2 separate regions of the Mus musculus genome follow, and region 2 is linked to region 1. A link is a contact called in ENCODE Hi-C or POLR2A ChIA-PET data. All regions are on one chromosome and are shown on one strand. Each heading gives the region's core, a stretch centred on a gene start or an enhancer-like site at or near the end of the contact. The rest is flanking DNA. Distances are from core to core; before and after follow the strand shown.

What was found. A loop is a pair of places that touch in the nucleus more often than their neighbours do. ChIA-PET counts read pairs that join two places held with the same protein, here RNA polymerase II (POLR2A).
Region 2: a loop to region 1 is called in a map of heart, with 2.3 times the contacts of the local background. The contact joins the enhancer-like site here to the promoter of Epas1 in region 1. A Hi-C loop is called at or near these places in 4 of 37 maps with a recorded cell type or tissue (all heart). POLR2A ChIA-PET finds 5 or more read pairs at or near these places in 3 of 5 experiments (all embryonic stem cell).

The regions. Positions count from the first base shown.
Region 1 is chr17:86,751,855-86,758,554 of GRCm38, forward strand. It overlaps Epas1 (endothelial PAS domain protein 1), which reads left to right and starts at 2,010. Exons shown (of 16, transcript NM_010137.3): 1 at 2,010-2,454. The coding sequence starts at 2,429.
Region 2 is chr17:86,709,284-86,716,268 of GRCm38, forward strand. No RefSeq gene overlaps it. Among named protein-coding and RNA genes, the nearest start is that of Epas1, 41 kb to the right of the region's middle. Within about 2 kb of position 4,493, at least 1 of the 3 ENCODE cell types and tissues checked has a DNase peak (open chromatin) inside an H3K27ac peak, as active enhancers do; it is heart, where a contact is called at or near this core.

The sequences.
Region 1 (6,700 bases), core at 760-3,259:
AGGGCCCTTATCTTTCCTCTTAAAAATCAAAAACTTCTCAAACGAATTTCATAACCTCAAGGCTATTGAAATGTTCCCTGCGGGTTACAGGTATCGCCCAGTCACCTGTCAAGTACAGCTCAAATCCAGCAGAAGCTCTGGTGAAAAACAATGTCTGGGGCCTTGAAGCTGTCGAAGTGCTTAAGGTTTTTTATTGTCTGGTCTTTCCCTCCCTCCCTCCCTCCCTCCCTCCCTCCCTCCCTCCCTCCATTCCAATCTCAAGAGAATATATAAAATAAAGCAAACAAAATATGTTTATATTTTATTACTACTGTGTCTACCAATTTGAATTTCTTATTATTAAGACCCAGGGTGTCTGGATGTAGAAATGTCATAGGAAATCATCCACCAGCCTCCAAGAGTGAAAAGGGTCTGGTCTTTGAAATCACCCTCAGGTGTGTCAACTGATTTCCAAGTGCTCAAGCACTCATTCTTTCAGATACCTCCCCAAGACTTTCAAAAAGTATCCACCTTCTTCATGCTTAAACAAACTTAAAAATCGCCCCCACCCCAAGACACAGTCACACACACAGTCTCTGGTTATAATTTTACTAGGAAACTTGTGTTTAAGAATAGTTCGGGAAGCACAAACTTTAGATACCAGGGCAGCCCAATTTGAGGGACCGTGCTTTCTCCGCAATTCACAACTATGGAGCCCGTTGGCTCTTTCCCTAGCCTTCAAAAATCCATGGCTGCCCTTCTTCCTTCTGGAGATTTTCCTGCAGAAGTAGGAAATGGGAAAGTGTCTAAGATCAAAGCAGGAGTGGGCATCTCACAGGTGGAAAGGCCAAAGAACCCTCTGACTGCCTAGGGAAGAGGAGACTTCATAACACCACGTCCTGCAGTTGGCTGTATCCTTCGAACCCCGGAAGAGCACATCCAGTGATTTGGGAACACGCTATCAACACATCCCAACATCACACTCAGGAACTCTCTGGGGAGCCCACGGTGATACTGGGGTATTGAGAGCGGGCAGAGGCCTGAGGGAGCTCCAAGGCTCTCCTCTCAGGCATACACTTAAACCTAACAGTCTACCACGAGCACCTCAAAACCCACAAACCGGTTGAGGAAGACACAGGCAGGAGCAACCCTAGATCATTTTTGTCCCAGTTTCTCCCACAACTTTCTGCCACTCGGGACTCAGAAGTCAAGGTCAGTTTGGCCAAAGAGAGCGCACCTCCAAGGCAGACAAGAACAAGAGCCGACAGGGTCCTGGGGATCATTACCGCCGGCCGAAGGGAGCCAAGTGGATGGTTTAGGGGACTATAGCAGCACCCGGAAGCGGGGGGGGGGGGGGTTGGCTGGGCGCTCGCTGCACGCCCTAGCTGCGCTCGCGATCTCCGACCCAGCGCTCCTGCCCTAGCCTAGCTCTTAGGGGAAAAGTGAGGCTGAAAGGACACTGGCGCAAAGGCATACTCCGAACTTGGGTAGCAGATCCCCGCCATTACTCAGTCCTGCGCTAACTGCGCTTCCATTTGGAGTCCCATATAGTTACTCGCCACCAGCGACCTCAAAAACAAGTCGCAGTTCTGCGGAAGGAGGAGGAAGGGCAGGCGGGCGCCCGAGGAGCGCAGCTCCAGAGAAAGGGGAGGGACGGGGTCAGGGCAGAGGCTGTGGCCGCGCCTCCCTATTGGCCGGGACACGGTGGGAAGTCGGGGCAGGCAGCCAGCGTGCGGGGCGGGGCTTCTCTGGAGCCCCGCCCCCGGCCCGCCCCCAGCCCGATGTCCCACTCCCGCGCCCCTCGCGCCCTCCCGCGGGCGGGCCGTCCGAGTTTTTAAAGTGGGCTGACAGCCGAGGAGGCCGGACATTCGAGAGCGGCCGGTGTACAGCTCCGGAGTCCGCAGCGCTCCGCTCCAGCTCTCCTGAGGCGGCCGTACAATCCTCGGCAGTGTCCTGAGACTGTATGGTCATCTCAGCGGCCGCACTCGCTTGCCCCCGGATTTTTTTCCAACTTGCTCTCTTCGAGCCATTTTTTTTTCTTTTTTTCTTTTTCTTTTTTTCTTTTTCTTTTTTGGTTGGTTGGTTTTGATTTGTCAGATCCCAGAAAAGTGACTCCTGTTCGGGGCTAAACGGAACTCCAGGTCCCTTGTCGCTGCTCTCTCTCTCTTTTGGCGTCTTACAACCTCCTCCCACTCCTTTCCCCGGCCCCGCCTCCTCCTGCAGGTTCCTCCCCGTCACCCCCCTCCTCCCTCCTCCTCCTCCGCACCTAGCCAGCCCTCTGCAAACTTCCACCTGATTGAGCGGGACTCTCGGACCTGCGAGCACTAAAGACCTTTCACACCTGCCCGGGCGACAGAGAGCTGCGGAGGGCCACAGCAAAGAGAGCGGCTGCAGCCCCTACGGGGTTAAGGAACCCAGGTGCTCCGGGTCTCGGAGGGCCACGGCGACAATGACAGCTGACAAGGAGAAAAAAAGGTAAGCGGGAGTCAAAGCTGGCGACCGACTTGGTCCCAGGCATTGGCGGAACTGCGCGTGGCGGGCGCGACCCGGGGCAGTCGGGAGAGGGGTGCGAGAGTTCTCGGAGGCTGGAGGACCGCTGTTGAGGGGCTTTGAGTAAGCGAGTCGGTGATGCCTTTAGGGACAAGGAGCTGCGGTGTCGCAGTAGAGTTGCAAAGCGGATAGTTCCGAGACCTTGAGACACGGAGAGATGGCCCTGGAGGTCAGGGGTGCTTCCGCGGCGCCTTCCAAAGTCTGTCGTCCCTGGAGCACCAAGCTTCCCTAGCGAGTGTTTTGAAATGTTTCTGGGCTGATGCCCTCGACTCTTAGGGTTTCCATGCTGGAGCAGTAGACACGCCTTTCTTTTCCTAAGACCCTCTAGGTCTTTCCGAGAGCGTTCCTATGCGGGCTTTGCGCCCCAAACTAGCATGGAACAGAGGGCAAAGCGCAACTCTGGGGTGCGCCCTGACCGAGAAGCCGGAACACTGTCAAGGGTCCTGCTCCAGACGGCACCCAAGTTTGTTCAACCCCCTTAACCTTACCCTACACCTAGACTCCGGCAGAGAGTGGGGAGTGAGTGACCTGGATTGCCCTGCGGGGGCAGGTGCTCTAGTGTGCAGAGAGAAGACCGTGACACCCGGCGGCTCCGAGTGTCTGATTCTTAAGACGAAGGGCAGCCACGAAGGTTTGTCCTCGCGAACCTTTCGGCACTGGGTGAGAGGCAACTCGGGGCAACTCGCGCTGCCCTCGAGCCTCCTTCAATCCGCCCCGCATCTGGTGACTTGACACCCAGCTCTAGGAGCTGAGGTGGGAACACACTGTGACCCCGCCGCAGACCTGGGTACATTCTCGTCGCCTGCAAAAGTTTATAGCTGGCCGCCTGGCACTTTGCTCCTGTTTCGATCGGTGCGTGCCGTGGGTTAGAGCTTCCAGCACTGCGCTCCGTGGCGACTTAGCTGGGGTGTCCGGAATGGTACGCGTGACCGCAGAATGGCGCGAGCTGCCAGAGATCCGTGGCCAGACTGGAAAAGACTGGCGGTGAGGACCCAGCCCCGAGCAAACGGGCTTTTTGTTTGGGCTTCCACTTAGGGACATGAGCCAGGAACTGTGTATCCTCTGGTCGAAAGCTGCAGCTCCCACCTCAGGGCACCGATAAGGAGTTGATAAACTCCAGCGAATCGCACCCGTCCTGGCCCGGCGCCCGCGCCCTGCGCTGGCGGATCTCTAGAGGGGGAAGGTATTGAGTCCGGTTCTAGATTCCCCATTATCGCCCACCAAACAACTCTGAGGTTCTGTGTACTTTGAGGGTAGAGAAGGAGAAGCAAGAGAGAGAGAGAGAAAAAAAAAGACTAAGATTCTAGCTCAAACTGTAAAACCAGCCAGAGGGTAATCACAAACCATCAAAACCGCGAAGTTGGACAGCAGAGTAGCCAGGAGCACTTATTGAACACTTTATTACTGCCTTGTCTATGGGTGACTGTCGCGTTTGTCCGAGATGAGACCTGACAGTAATCAGTGTCAAGTGTCATCTTGCTCTTAGGTCTATCAATCCTTGGGAGAGTCAGGGATCAGTGGGGAAAGCTATTTCCATACCCAGCTTGCAGAGACTCTTTGCCGAGGGCTGGCAGGGAGTATAGTCAGAGCCTAGAAGAACGTTGCATAATGACACTACAAATTATCCACAACAGCGGCCACTTTAAGAACCAGTGTGACACAGACTGTGAACCTCCTAGGAATCTTCGGCCTGTAGTGCAGTGCCCCAGTGGTAGCCAGGCCCGCAGGGTGTGTGTGTGTGTGTGTGTCCAAAAAACAGGGCAAGCAGTGTAGGTTCAGTGTAGGTTCAGACTTCCAAAGCCTGTTAGGATAGTGGTTTTGAGATTCTGGTTAAATTGACTGACTTCTTGGGGGCATCAATATGTAGTTGAAAATTGTGAAGCAGGGCATCAAAAGTTAATGTCCCTTAAATGGCTGCCCAGAGCTTTCCAGAGCGCTTCAGGAAATCAATGTGAGCAGCAAGGGTTCCCGGATTGGTGATACCACCCACTAGTGGTTCAAGGGCCGGTTCTTCTCCAGGGCATAACTGAGCATTTGTATGGTTCCTTCTGGAAACAGCCCTTCCAGAGGCCAGAAGGCTTGTTTTAGTCCCAAACATCCTTGTGTGGGTGGATATATTCCTTCATGATAGTCAGGAGCCAGTCTTTTATTTGTTGGCTGGTTAGCAGACTGGGGGAGCCACAGCAAGCTCTCTTGGAGTTCTCATCAACCCAGCAGGATTCCTGATTCTAGGAAGAGCCAAGTGTGGATGCTCTCAAGTGGGGATTTGTAGAACAATTAAGATAAATGGAAGTGAGGTCTTTGGGTGGCCAGGAATCCAAGTCCAGGCACAAAGCTAGACTCTGGGTCCAAGTACCTTTCAGGAGTGCTTCTGGTATTTGGTGCCAGGGCAAAGATGGGCAAGGAATTGGAGATAGCTGGACCTTCAAGTTTTCTAACTGTGGCTGGCTTCTGATGGCAGCAGATTTAATTGTTCCTCTGTTAAAATAAACCCAAGGTCCATCAGTTTTCCCAGCCGAGGAGACAATGCTGGCTGGGCTTCTTGAGTGAAGCTTATCTCCTAACTAGTGTTCCTTCAACATTTGACAACAGTCTAACCTGGTAGAGCAGTGCTGTACGACACTATCAGCCTGGCATTTAAACTGTACTAAAGATGACTTTCTTAGAGTTTTGGTTTTTTTGTTTTGTTTTGTTTTTTGGGTTTTTTTTTTTTTTTTTGGTTTTTTGTTGTTGTTTTGGTTTTTTGTTGTTGTTGTTTTTTTCAGTTTTATTGTGAGGCTTGAAGATTATTTTATAAGCAAGTATGAAAGCCATAAACATATTTTCTCTTTCTGGATAAGGCTCAAGGAAGGTAAAATAATCCCTCTCGGTACAAGGAAAATTAGTGCTGATAAGAATCAGAAAGTTGGTTCATTACAATCAGTTAGCATGTGAACAGCAGAGCCTCCCACCCCATCCCCCCCACCCCCCCACCCCCCCCACCCCCGCCATGGCATGCCTCTTGCCACTGAGGATTTCCAAAGGATTAGTGCAGCTCACCATCACCATACCTCCACCACCACCACCACCAGACCCCTGAACCTTCAAGACAGAGGTTTACTTTCCTAGATAATTGCAAGAGCCTTGTTCTGAGCTGAGGCAGGAGAGATGTCAACCAGTCAGTGGCGCTGCTCTTGGTAGTTAAAAACTTTGGGGAATCGGAATCCATTGGTTGAGTACCTTTCCTTTATTTCAGTTAGGGGAAAACAAAAAACAAAAACCAAACAAACAACAACAACAACAAAAGACCCCAACAAACCCTACTACTCGAGGTATAAAATAAAACCAATGCAAGCACCCTCCTGGTTCCTGGATGTAGCAAGTTGCTTTGTGAAGTAGAGGACATTCCACAGCTACTAGATTGTTGCCTGGTGTGATTAGGCAATTTTGCAGGGATGAAAGCCTGAACTGAAAACAGGCTACTTTGTTTACGTTGTCAACAAAGCCTCTCTGCTGCTGTTTCTCTGCCTCTGTGCATGTGTGTGTTTACATGGCCCTGCCCAGGGTTCTAGGAATCTATGTTGTTTAGAGAGAGAAGGAACCAAGTAGTTAATTCCTAGTGCTGTAGGGCTTCAGCCCCCTGGGTTTGAAAGTGCCTCCTTCAAGGCTGAGCCTTTTCCATCTTTGAGGAAATCTTTTCTGTGCAGCATTTACTTGCTTTAAAAACTGCAACAACAAAGCAAAAACGGTCCTGTCCTATCTCAAGATAATAGGGTCCTCCTTCGTTTTATCTTGATGAATCTTTCCTTAGTCCTAAGGAAAGTTTTGTGGTACACAAACTACCGAGCTTTTTACCAAGTTACTGAGTAAGTTCTGTTTTCTCCCAGGGCCTTATTATTCAGCTTTGCACACTCCAGAAACATGCTGGTGAGTCTCACAATGACATCTATACCAAGATACTAACCAGTGGGTCTGGAAAAACAGTGCTGAAAACTAAGAAATGGGGCATCTGTTCATTACTCCCAATTGCTTGGTCTGATGGGGGTCAGGGTGGGGGGACAGGACCACCCAAGAAACCGTTGGGGTATCAGCCACTCATGGGTGTTTTCTTTGGTAGGGTTCAAATATTTGAAGCTAAAGAAAAGAAATTCTGAATGGTATTTCAGTTGGTAACCGTACACCATTATTGAAA
Region 2 (6,985 bases), core at 3,243-5,742, 40 kb before region 1:
TGTGTGTGTGTGTGTGTGTGTGTGTGTGTGTGTGTGTGTGTGTCCACTTATTCCCTGTTCTGTTCTCTCTAGTAGTTCTACGTTTTAGCAACCTTTCCAATAACTTAAGGCAAAGACTGTAGCCATTCTTATTGTCTCTTGTAGTCATCATTAAGGCCTTTAATTCACCACCACCCACATTAATCCATCAGTGACTTTCTCAACTCATACAGCTCCCCTCTCCAGCAAGTTTGACTGGCACTGCACTCTGCATTCTTTCCCTATGGGTCATTTTCCCTATATTTGCCCTCAAACAAACAAAAACAACACACCCAAAGCGCTGAAGCTCAGAATTGGACCAGTGGCCTCTGTGTTTCTATCCCCTTCCATTTCAGAGTTTTCCTGCCTTCTCATTGTAGCATATCCTTTCACATCAACAGGCAGACACAAAAACAAAACAAAGCAAACGAACAACCGTCACAGCACAGAGTCTTGGCGATTTGAACATCTTCTAGAGAACCAGACTTGTCTGCCCATCATGGCCACGCTGGCCACTGTGTCTCTTTCCCTGGATATGTTCAGAATCTATGCCTTCCTTGTACTGGGTCACCTGCTTGCCTGGCTCTCTGCAGGAAACTCCAGGTTAGAGGGTTTGAAGACGTTTGCAGCATAGATGTCTGCAGTAACTGGGAGCCTTACATCAGCCTTCCTGTGCTCACACCTCCCATCTGACCTATGGGTAGCTTTTGCCGTCACTGGTGACGTCTTCCTTTGTTAGAGTGGAAATACCCTAACTGCCTAATGCAGCGGTTCTCACCCGTCCTAATGCTGTGGCCCTTTGGTTGTTATGGTGTTCTGTTGTGGTGACCCTCAACCATAAAATAATTTTTGTTGCTACTTCGTATCTGTAATTTTGCTAACGTTATGAGTCACACTATGAATATCTGTGTTTTCTGGGGGCCTTAGGTGACCCCTGTGAAATGGTTGTTCAATTCTCAGAGGGGTCTCAAACCAAAGGTTGAGAACCACTGGCCTGATGCAATGTCTTTGGTGTCTAAACAAAATCCGGTTAGTTAGAACAAACAACATAAGGTTCCAGAGCCCACAGCAGTAGATGCAGCTCGGCAGGAGGAGGGCGACCCGGTTCCCTAATAGCTGAGAGGGACAGAGGAACCAACCGAGGTGTCTATGGCTAAGGGGATGAGCAAATACCTTGTCTCTATAGGTGTACCGTTCGTAGACAAAGAGTTTTTGCTGGCAGCTCAGCCTCTCCAGATGTGGACGTCAGTGCCTGTGAGGTTGTTTCCTGTTCTTCGTGTCTCTGTGTCCTTTAAAAAAAAACCAACCAAACAAACAAACCTTGTTCTGGAGTAAACCCAAATAACTCCTCTTTGGTTTGCAAACAGAAGGCACCAATCTCACACAGAGACTTCCACCCTTGGGCCCAAGTCTAAAATTTTTTGCCTACTTGCTTTCCTGACCAATTTCAACTTCTCCCAGGTTTCAGAGAATCAAAAACAACACATGAAAATGTTGTCTCCAAATCTTTGATGCTATAAATAACCTCGACGCTCACTTCCTCACGCCTGTTCCTGGCTGTGGCCTCTCCTTTCGAACACGTGTAAAGCGCAATTTTTTAATACTAGATTAGTTCTCAGAATAAATTAAAAAAATTCTTACTGTTAATTGTGTCTGAATATTTTTATTAGGAGAACTCTTTAAATTACACTTGACCCAGGCTATGAGATGGTTCAGTGGAGAAAGTGTACGTGCCACCAAGCCTAAGTACTTGAATTCAATCCCCAGGACTCAGAGAATTGACACCTGCTAGCTGTCTTCTGATTTCCACACACAACATGGCACAGACACCTCCCCCTCCACACACACACACAGGTAATCAGGTTTTTGTTATTGTTTTGGTTTTAGGTTTTAGAGACAGGGTTTCTCTGGGTATCCCTGGCCGTCCTAGAACTTCTATATCTTTGTAGTCCAGGCTGGTCTTGAACTCAGGGATCTACTTGCCTCTGGAATGCTGGGATTACAGCCATGTGCCACCACTGCCTGTCTTAGATAATCAGTTAAATCAGTCTTAAAACAGCAGAGAGGTGGTTGTAAGGCATAAATCCAGTTCCTCTCAGCCCTGGCTGGAATCTTGGGAGTGGCATACGAACATGTGAAGAAAGTATCTGGTTGAGGATTAAGCGTGCAACTAATTTGGAAGAGTTCTTGCCTAGTGTGTAGAAAGTCCTGAGTTTAATCTTCAGCATGGAATAAACCGGGTGTGGTATACCCCTGTAATCTCAGCCCTTGGGAGGTAGAAACAGGAGGCTCAGAAGTTCAGCATCCTTGGTTACATAGCAAGTTTGGGCCAGCCTGGGCCACATAAAACATGGTCTCAGAAATATTTTATCTGGTTCAACCCAAGGCCAATGATAACCAAATCTCTAAGGGTGGTGTTGGGCATCAATCTATTTTGTTAAAGTTTCCCAGCTCTTTCCAGTAGTGTTCAGAGAGTCTGTGTCCCTAAAATCCCTAAAATGATCCTTGCTAACTTTGGGTACTATTAAAAGTCATTTCCCCCAAGAGTCAGAATCCAAGAGTCCAAGGAATGATTGTCATTCTTGGGAGTGTGACTGCCTCTCACCTTATCAGTTCATTGTCTGCAAAGATACACACTAAGCTCTCTGAAGTATAAATTACTGATAACCCTTACAATGAGACACCCTAGTACTGAGCAGGAGGGACCTAGGGGCCTTCTGCATCCGTGTGTCCCTCCCCCGCACCCCACATCCCATGATAGCCAGCTGTTTCCTTTAACGCTGGTCAGATTCCTACAAGGTCCTCTCATAAAGACAGAGAGATACAGGGCCACAACAAGACCTGGGCTTCCGAGCAGGGCAGAGTGTCCCTTTAATTTGCTGCTGGGATTGGGCAGCATATGAGAGGAGGACCTTTGAAACATTTATCTGCTTGTTATTTATCTGGGCAGGGTGAGGAGAGGGGAGAGGCAGGAGAAGAGGTCCTGGGAAGGATGCCCAGAGCCAGAGGCAGTACAGGGAAATCCAGGCGAAGTTTGTTTGAGTAACTTTTACTGTACTCATTTTTATGATAAAAGCAGCAAGTGTTTGCTAGAGAAAAAAAACTTGAACTATACAAGAAAAGTGTAAAAAACAGAAAACAAACTGTGCTTTCACTAGCTGATATGGGCCTCCACGTCCCAATGTCAGTCTCCCGGTGTGCACACACACGTGCCCGCTATGAGTGTGCACCATGCTACACATCCTCTGCCTTTTCCACAAATAGTGTACAATAAACACACTCCATGGCACTTGAAGTTGGTTGGTTTGTGTGTTTGGTTTTGGTTTTATTTTGAGAGACAGCCTCTCTGTAGCCCGGGATGCTTGGCAACTCTATCTTCCAGGCTGGCCATGAACTCACAGAGATGTGCCTGCTTCTGGCCCTTCGGTGCTAGAATTATTTATATTTGTTATTTTTAAGTGTGTGTGGGCACATATCTGAGCACACTCACAAGCTCTCGAACACAAGAGTGGAGTGCCCACAGAACCTAGAAGAGGGGGTTAGATTTCCCTGGAGTGGTTGTAATACATGTGCCGCGGTCCTGGGAACGGAGCTGAGCTCCTCTGCAAGAGCAATGTGTGCTCAGAATCACAACTCCATGTTTCCCGACCCATCATAGATCTTCTAAGGCATGCGTTGCACCAGTTCCACAACAGTCTCTCATCTGTTAGCTCAGAATTTAGCTAATTCATTTTCTATCATTGGATATTTAGGGTGTTTCCAAGATTCCAGTTTTAGATGAAAGATAATAAGGCTGACATTTGTCCACAAATCTCATATTTGTAAATAAAATTTAGTTCATCCATAAAGTTGGCATAGCGCGAAGAAAGGTGGTCTTGGTTTTGTTTGTCTGCTTGCTTTTGAGGCTTTTAAGCATTAATGCAAAATTCATACAATGTAAAACTCATCATGTTACAATGTGTTCTTTGTGACATTTAGTGCAGTCACTGGGTTAAGACAATGATCACAGCCATTGAATTCTCGAAGGAACTCTACTCACAAAGCTGCAGGCCCCATCCCATCCTCCCCTCGAGCTGGGAATACTTTTCCTTTCTGAAATACATTCCTTGGAGAAACACCGGAAAATTTTATTTTGACTCCTTGATTTAGAGCTCTCTCCCTCTCTTTCTCTCTCTCTCTCTCTCTCTCTCTCTCTCTCTCTCTCTCTCTCTCTCTCTCTCTGTGTGTGTGTGTGTGTGTGTGTGTGTGTGTGTGTGTGTGTGTGTGTGTATTTGGATGGCAGGGTTTCTCTGTGTAGCCCTGGTTGTCCTGGAACTCATTTCAGAGATTTCTTGCTCTGACTCATTTCAGAGATTTCTTGCTCTGGGCCTGAGGAGAGAGAGGCAGAGTGTGTGGTAGAGCAGAACTCACCTCCTAGTGCTAGGAAAGCAGAGGAGAGTCCACAGCAAAGTCAAATTCCCAAGGACACGCCCACGGGATGGACACGCCCAGGGGACGTGCTACCCTCGACCAGGGCTCACTTCTGAGGCTTTCCATTCCATCCTAGGAATGCCACCCGATTACAGACGGAGAATGCATCGAGGGAGGAACCCACTGACAAGGTCACAGCCCTCAGGGTCTGATTACTTCCTGGAAACCATTTGGGGAGACACCCAAAGCAAAGCAGACCTTCTCTCAGCTCTTTAAATATTGGCTCAAAAACATTTACCACTCTAATACATGAGGGCTACATTTCCATGGCCAACACACAATTTATTTTTATTTTTCACAACTTTATTGTGGTCAGAAATTTCAAACCTAAGAAGGTTGGAAAAGGGGCTGGAGAGATGGCTCAGCAGTTAAGAGCACCGACTGCTCTTACAGAGGTCCTGAGTTCAATTCCCATGGTGGCTCACGACCATCTGTAATAGGATCCAATGCTTTCTTCTGGTGTGTCTGAAGACAGTGACAGTGTACTCATATAAATAAAAATAAATAAATAATATTAAAAAGAGAAGGCTGAAAAAAAAGAATCAGGTGAATGCCCTTACCCTCTTTACTTCACCCTCCTTCAGTGGTGGAACTTACAAATCTCTTATATAATTTTTCGCATATACATCTTCTCTTCTCCTTCTGTGTATTCATACTTTTTTTTGGTTAAATGGGTTGAAAATATCAAGACACCATGATCTTCCACTCACTTCTCAGAACAATTATATATCTTCCCAGGACTGTAATACTCTAACCAAGCTTGCAAATCTAGATGTGATATTCAATATTTATGTGTTCGAAAAATGCATGTCAATATGACAGATAAGTTAGATGTAACCATATCAAACTCAATCTCTCTCCCTCTCCCCCTCCCTTCCCCCCCCCCCCCCGGCTTGAAGTGTACCACCCTCGAGACTCACATCCTGACACACATCACCTGCACTCGTAGGCATGTGGTTGTGGGAATGTTCATAAACCTCTTCAGCATAAGATTCTTCCTGTGCAAACCTGAGCTTTTGATAATTTAAATTACAAAATGTAAACACTGCCTCTACAGCATGGGAAAATGTACAGCAAATCTAAGGTATTCGATTATTTACAATGGTTCAGCTAAAATGGACATTAGGAGACAACTTTAGATCGGTCCACTGTACAGATGAGAAAACTGAGGTCCAGCATGAGAAGTGGGGTCCTCCCACTGTAGCTGTATTTGAGCTCCTGTATTATTTTGCACGCCCATTGGAAGTGTACTAATATAATCCAAGGTGTCCAGCCTGTACACTTGCAATCCGGTGCACTCAGGTTAATGCCTAATTAGTGTGTCTGCATGTTTTGGATGGACAATTCTCTATTTCTCTGGCAAAGGCAGTCTTTACTTCCAGTGGACATAGATCCTAGTGCGCCCCCTCCCCCCGCAGAGACCAGCAGCAGGCACAGGCACCTGGCCTTGGGGACCAAGGCACCTGCTTGTTCTTACATTATTGTCACTTTTTGTATTCTCAAAACACCTTTGAGGGTGCCAAATAAACAAGAGGTGACAGCAGCAAACATCACTTCATAGCTGACTTCTTACTTTCAAAGGGAACTGGGTTGACTGTAGAGCTTGCCAGTGGGAACCCCCTTGACTTGGCCTCACCCACCAGCGAGTAAATGGATCGCACTGGTCTCCTGCAGTATTAATCTGAAGGACACCACATCATCACTGCAGAGTTTGTGCCAAAAATATCTGAAGAAGAATGCAGACTCCATCTTCTAAAACATTCTAAAAGGCAAAGAAGGTTGGTGACTTATGACCAGGCTGGCGTTGAACTCAAAGATCCACCAGCTTCTGCCTCTCGAGTGCTGGGATTGAAGGCATGCGCACCACCTAGCACGGTGTTGATAGTTTCAAACCATTTAACCAAAAAGGTAGTATGGGTGTTCGGGAATGTGGGGAGGGTGTGTGTGTATGTGTGTGTGTATGTGTATGTGTGTATGTGTGTGTGTATGTGTGTGTATGTGTGTGTATGTGTGTATGTGTGTGTATGTGTGTGTGTGTGTGTGTGTGTGTGTTTGTGTGTGTGTGTGTGTGTGTGTGTGTGTGAACTGCCAGTTACAGACGGCTGTAGTGTAGGAGGCAGGGATGGTCACTCTACTATTTTTCCAACTTTCCTAGGTTTGAAATGTTTGAGCATAGTGAAACCGTGAAAAGTAAAAGCAAGCTTCCCGTTGCCATGGAGATAGAGCACCTACATTTTGTAGTGTTTATTTTTTTTTTTTGACTTGGTATTTAAATGTTGGAAAACTTACACTTAGACACATAATTCTCAAGTTTATGAAGACAACTACCAGACCAGGCCACACAACACCCCACACTTTTGGACAGGGTGGCCTCTGGGGCTGCTGTGTCAATTCTGTCTACTTTAAAGAATCCCTATACTTCCCTGCATGTCCCCAGGGTGCCTGTCCCCAGGGTGCCTGTCCCCAGGGTGCCTGCCTAGGTCCTCTAACCCTGAGT